Linked DNA regions of Homo sapiens: region 2 is linked to region 1. Evidence: chromatin contacts called from ENCODE Hi-C or POLR2A ChIA-PET data. All regions are on one chromosome and are shown on one strand. The core of a region is the stretch at or near the end of the contact, and the rest is flanking DNA. Distances in the headings are between cores, read along the strand shown.

Evidence for each region. Hi-C counts contacts between places; a loop is a spot of excess contacts on that map. ChIA-PET counts read pairs that join two places held with the same protein, here RNA polymerase II (POLR2A). Pooled maps may share reads with other maps.
Region 2: a pooled map shows a loop between it and region 1 (2.5-fold over the local background). The contact joins the promoter of KDELR3 here to the promoter of MAFF in region 1. A Hi-C loop is called at or near these places in 1 of 168 maps with a recorded cell type or tissue (chondrocyte) and 2 of 50 pooled maps. POLR2A ChIA-PET finds 5 or more read pairs at or near these places in 5 of 52 experiments (A673, GM10248, HEK293T and 2 more).

Annotation. Positions count from the first base shown.
Region 1 is chr22:38,200,052-38,203,703 of GRCh38, forward strand. MAFF (MAF bZIP transcription factor F) reads left to right here and starts at 1,943. Exons shown (of 3, transcript NM_012323.4): 1 at 1,943-2,161. RefSeq lists silencers at 1,770-2,099, 2,160-2,599, 3,450-3,529.
Region 2 is chr22:38,465,834-38,469,707 of GRCh38, forward strand. KDELR3 (KDEL endoplasmic reticulum protein retention receptor 3) reads left to right here and starts at 2,263. Exons shown (of 5, transcript NM_006855.4): 1 at 2,263-2,491. The coding sequence starts at 2,401. RefSeq lists an enhancer at 1-72 and silencers at 2,025-2,094, 2,115-2,344.

The DNA.
Region 1 (3,652 bases), core at 693-3,192:
GCACACCCCTCATGTTTATGTGGCCCTCCTCCCCTGGTTGCGATGTACCCCCAAACATCTGGGCCAGGAATCATTCAGACCTGGATACCAATTCCAGTGCTTGTACTTCCTAGCTGAGTGAATTTAGAAAGTCACCTTCACCTCTCTGAGCCTCCAGTCATGTATTCCTTCAACATGTATTTACTGTGGGCCTACTATGTGCCAAGCACTACTCCAGGCACTGGGCAGGCAGTGGTGAACAAGATAAGCCTGGCCAGGCGCAGTGGCTCATGTCTGCAATCCCAACACTTTGGGAGGCCGAGGTGGGTGGCCTGAGGTCAGGGGTTCAAAACCAGCCTGGCTGGGCATGGTGACTCACCTGTAGTCCAGCTACTGGGGGGCTGAATTCCTTGAACCTGGGAGGCGGAGGTTGCAGTGAGCCAAGATTATGCCACTGCACTCCAGCCTGGGCAACAGAGTGAGACTCTGTCTCAAAAAAAAAAAAAGAAAAAGAAAAAGAAGCAAGGCCTGCCTTCATAAAACATACATTCTGGTTGGGGAAGACAGACAATAACCAGCACTCACATACATAAATGATGAAACACCCTACAGAAGTATTAAGATAATATAAGAACAAATTTCAAGGCTGGGTGCGGTGGCTTGCGCCTGTAATCCCATTACTTTGGGAGGCCAGCGTGGGTGGATTGCCTGAGTCCAGGAGTTTGAGACCAGTTTGGGCAACATGGCAAAACCCTGTCTCTACAAAAAAAAAAAAAAAAAAAAAAAAAAAAAAATACAAAAAATGAACCTAGCATGGTGGTGTGTGCTTATGGTCCCAGCTACTTGGGAGGCTAAGGTGGGAGAATGGCTGGAGTCCAGGAGAAGGAGGTTGCAGTGAGCCGAGATTGTGCCACTGCACTCCAGCCTGGGTGACAGAGTGAGACCCTGTCTCGAAAAAAAAAAAAAAATTCAGAGGTGAAGACTGCTTTAACCAGGGTGGTCAGGAAATGTCTCTCTGAGGCAGTGACATCCGGGCTGACGTGAAAGATGAGAAAGAGTCAGGCAAGTGAACAGAAGACCAGACAGCCAGTGCCAAGGGCCTGTCGCAGGAATGAGCTTGGTATGTTTGGGGGACAGAAAGAAGGGCACTGTGGCCGAAGAGCAGTGGATGAGGAGAGAGTGGCCAAAGAAGGTGTGTAAACAACCTGAGCTTTGTTTTGAGAAGAACATTGGCTGGTATAGAAAGAAAGACTTTGGAGGCAAAGTAGGGAGCCTCGGAGGCTGCTGCCATTGTCCGGGTAAGCTGATGGTGCCGAGACCAGGTGCCATGACTGGAGGTGGTGAGAAATGGTCCTATGCAGGAGACCTGGAGACACCGCTAGCTTGAGTCCTGAGGTGGGGAGGAAGGGAGAGGGAGGGATGGAGCCAGGCTCCAAGGTTTTGGCTTGAGCAGCTGAGATGGGGTGGCAAGGGAGCAGAGGTAGGGCTGACGATCAGGAGCGGGTTTTTGGGCCGAGTCCTCTGCAGTGCCCATCTGACACCCACTGGATGCGCAGAGTGGGCAGCTGGCTATGAGTCTGGAACTCAGAGAAGCTGTTCGCTCCGGAAATACAAACCTGGGGCTCATAGCCATATAAATGTCATTTAAAGCCACGGGACTGGATGAGATCATTAAGGCAGAAGGTCTAGGTCGAAAGAAGAGGGCCAGGACCACTACCTGTAAAATGAGCCAATGACACCTACACCCACGGGGCTCTCGCGAGGTGTCACGTGAACGCACCCAGCGAGCCCTGGAACCAGGCAGAGAATCGCGGCAGCCCCGGGGGCGGGGCTTCCAGGGGGCGGGGTCATACGGGGGCGGGGCCGAGGGACCAAGCGGCCGCTCCTGGCCGGAGGGCGGCCGGGTCGGTGACGTCACCGCATGACTGGGTTTTTATGAATGAAAGGAATCCTGTGAGTGAGTAATTCCGGGAAGCTCGCCTTACAACTCCGCGCGGCCTCGGCCCCCTGCGCCGCCCGCCCCACAACAAAACTCAGCGCAGCGCTCCCGGGCGCCCGGTTCAGAGCGACCTGCGGCTCAGAGCGGAGGGGAGACTGACCGGAGCGCGGATCGGGACAGCGGCCGGGACAGCGGCGAGACGCGCGTGTGTGAGCGCGCCGGACCAAGCGGGCCCAGAAGCGGGTGAGGAACGCGGGACCAGGAGGACGGTGCGCGGGACCCCAAGGCGGCAGGGTTTCTGCGTCCCGGGATGCGCCTGGGGTGGGCGCCCGGGCCCGATCCGTCGGGGCTCCCGGAGCTCCATCGCCCGGACGGCTCGGGGCGGGGAGAAGGGAGCGGCCGTCCCGGGGACGCCGAGGACGGGGCCGAGGCCAGCTCGGGGGAGTGGGGGTGGAGACGGGGCCCCTTCCCGGGGCGCGGGCGGGTAGGCGGCGGCGCCGGGAGGAAGGGGCAGCGCAGGCCGGCGATCTCCGCGTCCGCCCGGCGGGGGCGGGGGCGCTGTGCTCCTACGTGACTCGGTGGGAACAGGCCCTGGCCCGGCGCCCGCGGGCGGTGCGTGCGCGGTTTGTTTACGTCCGAGGGCGGGCGTGTGTTCCCTGGCGGGCGGCCTGGGTATCCTGCCCGGTGCGTGCGTGCGCTGTGTACCTCGGGGGCGTGTGTGCGTGTGTTGTGCTTGTGTGTGCGTGTCCGCGCGCGCGCTCCCTGGGGCCTGTACACCAGCAGTGTGTACCTCGGAGAGGGCGTGCCCTGGGCCGGCCACCGGAGTAAACGCGGAACAAGGACCCGAGCGAAGGAAGCGGACCCGTGCGTCTTCGCACGGGGTCTGGGAATTCTGGCCCGGGCCGCCCCAGTCCTACTACCCGGGGCTGTCCGTCCCCGGCTCTCCCCGGAGTTTCCCAGGGCCTCCGCCACGTGACCCCAGTGTTTGTCTCCCGCCCAGAGCCCGCGCCCGCAGCCACAGGGTGGGGCAAGGTATCAAAGACCCCACCCAGCTGAGCTAGGAGTGAGGGATGTGAGCCACCCCCGCTTGGCACCCCGGTGGATCTGGTAACAAAGTGAGTTGGAGCCCAGGTTCTTGTCCCCAGATTTTGGGGCTTCCTGGGGAGGGAAGAACCAAGGGACTCTCGTTCGTCCCCAGGGTTGCCCATCCCCTCAGTCCCATGAGAACAGGAAGGGCCAGAAAACCTTGACTGCAAGGGTGCGGCGCAGGGAGAGGACCACAGGCTTTTAGCTAGTCCGGGTTCTGGAGGCTGTACCTGCTAGGTCGTGGAGGATGGGGCGGAGCCGGTTTCCGCTCTCCTGGTAGTTTCAGTTCACAAGTGGGACTGGTGAGACTAGACTGACCTACAGCTGGACGCCGGAAGCTAGCTGAGGCTCTGAGCCAGCCGACAGACCCCGAGTGCCCTCACCCTGGGCCAGGCAGGGTCAGTAGGCATTGGGGATAGAACTCTGACTGCACGGAGGGTTAATGAGTGAGGGGTGGGGCCTGACCTAGCCGCCACCCACCCACTCACCCAATAGCCCTGCAGAAAGCACCTGTTTGTCGTAGCCGCCTGCAGGATGGGCTGGGGGCTAGAGATTCCTTGGTCTTAATCCACCTTCCCCCTCCACCCACCCACCCACGGTCTATGGAATTGTGGGAGGGGAGCAATTGAACTTGCTAGGGTGAGGAAC
Region 2 (3,874 bases), core at 1,013-3,512, 270 kb after region 1:
GCATCTGGGCAGGGTTGGAGGGGAGCGGGGAACAGAAGGGCCATTCGGAACCTGCCGCAGCTCAGGGATGAGCGCCTGGCTCCTCCTCCCAGAGGGACCTGGTCTAGGCACCTCACCTCCCTGGACCTCGAGGTTCATCCCCTGCAAAGCGAGGCTCTGAAGGCCGCTGAACCACGTGCCTGTTGATGGAAAGAACCTGAGTAACAGGCCTGACCCATGCCTGGCACCCAGATGCTCAGTACTTGACGGCTATTGGGGTCACCACCTCCCTGCCAGGGCAGGAGGGCCTGCTGCTGAGTCTCTGACAAATGAGCGTCCACCGGCCGCTCACCCACCTCTCGCGACAGGGTGCTCATCACCTGCCATGGCAACCCACAGTGTAAGGGAATGATTTCATGGTAGACCGTGTGTTGGAATCTGGGCTACAGGACTGCTTGGTGTCTGTGTGACCTCAAGCAAGTTATTTAGCCTCCCTGCCTCGCTTTCCCCATGTGTGAAATGAGAATGAGGCCACTGCTTCCTCACAGTGCTGTTTAGATGAGTGCCTTTGGAACTTTACAGTTAAACACGATCCCCAGGGGATTCGTGTGCACATCGGAGTCTGATTCACCCGGGAATGCCTGGGGAGGGGCTGAGATTCTGCATTCCCAACAAGCGGTAGCAATGCTGCTGGTCTTTGGACTGCGTTTGGGGTCTCAAAGGACTGCCTTGGCTGGGCGCGGTGGTTCACGCCTGTAATCCCCGCACTTTGGGAGGCTGAGGCAGGCAAATCATCTGAGGTCAGGAGTTCGAGACCAGCCTGGCCAACATGGTGAAACCCCATCTCTACTAAGAATACAAAAATTAGCCTGGCGTGGTGGCGGGCGCCTGTAATCCCAGCTACTTGGGAGGCTGAGGCATGAGAATCGCCTGAACCAGGGAGGCAGAGATTGCAGTGAGCAGAGATTGTGCCACTGCACCCCAGCCTGGGCCACAGAGCGAGACTCTGTCTCAAAAAAAAAAGGACTGCCTTTCCCTGGGAGGAAAAGTAGGGAAAGTAGGGGGCATAGGGAGCCATAGAAGGGTCTTGACCACTGAAGTGACAGATTTTTATCACAGAAAAGAGGCTGGCCATAGTGGCTTATGCCTGTAATCCCAGCATTTGGAAGGCTGAGGCAGGCAGATGGCCTGAGCACAAGAGTTCGAGACTAGCCTGGGCAACACAGTGAGACCCCATCTCTGTTTAAATACATTTGTCATGGAAAAGCCTCTCTGGTTATCTGTGGCAGGAGGTGGGAGTGGGAGGAGGTCCGTTATTTAGAGAGAGATGAGGGCGCTGAATGGGAGGAGGGCTTATTCAGGTCAAGGAGGGGAGGCTAAGGGCCCTCAGCTCACCTGGTCCACTCTTTCAGACGCAGAGACTTATATCCAGAGGGGGTGGTGGACCTGCTCAGACCACACAGCCCTGGGAGGACTCCCTCCCACCAGGGACCCTTCACTCCCCACCCTTCCTGGTGCTCAGCCCTCCTGGGTCTCTCCTGTCCTGTGTGTCCCTGTTTAACATCCTAGTAACACCAAGAAGAGGGAAGGCACGAACGAGGGCCCTGGATCTCCCTGACCAGCTTGACCTCCTGCCTACCCACAACAACCCGATTTTACAGGTGAGAAAATTGAGACCAAGAGAGAGGAAGGCCCACCGACCCAGGCTGCAGCCGAGGTCAGTCTGATTCTGCTGCTGAGTGGTGTGCCATTACCATTGTCCACCTGCAGCAAGATCGGGTCCCGACCGGGTGGACAACCAAATTAACAGACGGAGGTGGGGACTCCGCTTCCGGCTCGCCCCGCCCCACCCCACTCTCCCAGGGAGGGAGCTCCAGCTCCGGGAAGATGAGGACAATAGCAGGAATCGCCCCACAGGGTACTTCCACGTGCTGGCTCCTGCCAAGCGCTGGCACCAGTGTTATGGGGCCTGTGTACAGATGAGGAAACTGAGGCAGAGATTGGGGCTTGGTGGCAGGCCTCCAGTTTCTGCGGAGGGAAGGCAGAGGGCACTTGGGGCATGGGCGACATGGGTCGTGGCGGGCACCCGGCGCACACGGCAGCCGGGCGCAGGCCAGAAGCCCCCCCGCGTCGCCGGGCCGCCCAGTCCGGGAGCCGGGCGCTGGGATGGGCGGGAGGCGGGATCTCCGGGCCGCGCCGCTTCCTGGCTCCCCACCCTGCGCCGGCGGCCGCCCTGGCCACGTCACCGCCCGGCCAAGAGTGCGTGGGCGGCGGCGCGCGGGTGCGATCGCGGAGCTGTGAGGCGCAGGCAGGGCTCTGGGGCACCTAGAGACCGGGGCCGGAGACGTGGCAGCCGCCCTGCCCGCCAGAAAGTTTCCTAGAAGTTTGCTGGGCGCGGGCGCACGACTGACTGGCTGGACCATGAACGTGTTCCGAATCCTCGGCGACCTGAGCCACCTCCTGGCCATGATCTTGCTGCTGGGGAAGATCTGGAGGTCCAAGTGCTGCAAGGGTGAGGGGCGCCTGGCAGGGAGGTGCGGGACCCCCTCTCTGGCCAGCCTCATGCCCCTGCGTGCAGGGCAGGGCGCTCCAGGTGTCTGCTCAGGGTGGGGACTCCGGCGTGGGGGTCCTTGAAACTTTGCGGAGCTCCACTTCCAAAAACAATGTAAAGTTGTATAAAATCAGAGGAGGAGGACCCCTCGAGATGATGGGAGGCGGGTGGGTTTGTTCCTGCACAGACGCCCCCTCAGGTTGGCAGTGTCACTGCTGGTTGGAAGAGGGGGTTATAAGGGAGGTGACAACCCCTCCCTCCCACCAGTTACACCCATTGTTCCTTCCACCATCGACTGTGGGGAGAAGCAGATATGCACTCAGGAACGGCCCACGATTCTCAAGGTCTTCTCTTCCCTGCCCCTTCCCAGACCCCACCCCGCCCCCCAAAGTGAGCCCTCGTCCCTCCCCTGCCTGCATGTGTGGCACCGGTGGCTGTGATGTGGCAGGAGGGCACCAGCCGGGCTCAGGCGGGTATGGAGCTGCCTCTAAACGGAAGCCGGGGAAGGCTGGAGGGGTCCCCTGTTTGCATTCTGGCTGCCCTGCTGGGGGTTTGGAGAAGCTTGGAGGCTGGACTCGCGGTCGCCAACAGATCCAGAGCCACGAAAGGCTGCCAGAGCCTCCTCCAGCCATCTTTGTCCACCGGCATCCTCGTGGTGCCCTCCCTGTGCCTGGCACTGGGTGTGCAGAGGCAGGAGTGAGCTCAGGCTCCTCGTGGGGCTGAGGAGGCTGAGAAGGCTGAGAGTGGGCCCCGAAGGCCCTGTGGAAGGAGCAGCTCCGTGCTGGTCCCGGAGGACGAGCAGGTGTCAATCCAGGAAGTGTGTGCTGTGGAGGGCTCCGGGGATGAAGAGGCATGGAGGTCACCAAGCACCGGGCATCCCCCGGGAAGGGTGGGCAGCCAGATTTGGGGTGGTCTGGAGGGAGATGAGTCCAGGAGGGAGGCTGGTCCAGATGTGAAAGGGCCTTTTCTGCCAGGCCAGGGAGTTGGGTCTGGGGAGCCCTTCATGGTTTGGGAGCCGGGAAGGGGCCTGGAAGGGGGCCTGAACAGGTTGCTTTGCAAGCTTTGAGAGAAAAGGCACAGAGCAGGGGGAGGCCTGGCAGGGTGGGGGTTGGTGCAGACATGAGCAACAGTACGGTGTGGAGGGAGTGGTTCTAGGCCTGGAGGCCATTTGGGTTTGGGGTCTCTGGAGAGACAGGTACAGAGACAGTTCAGGTTCTTCCTCAGGGGAGGTGGCCAGGAATGCTGAGTGGGGGACCCGGAGCAGCAGGCCCTGGTGAGGGGAGAATCAGCTCCAACCTCTTCCTGCACTTTTGCAGAAGGCCCTGCACGGAGTGAGCAACCATG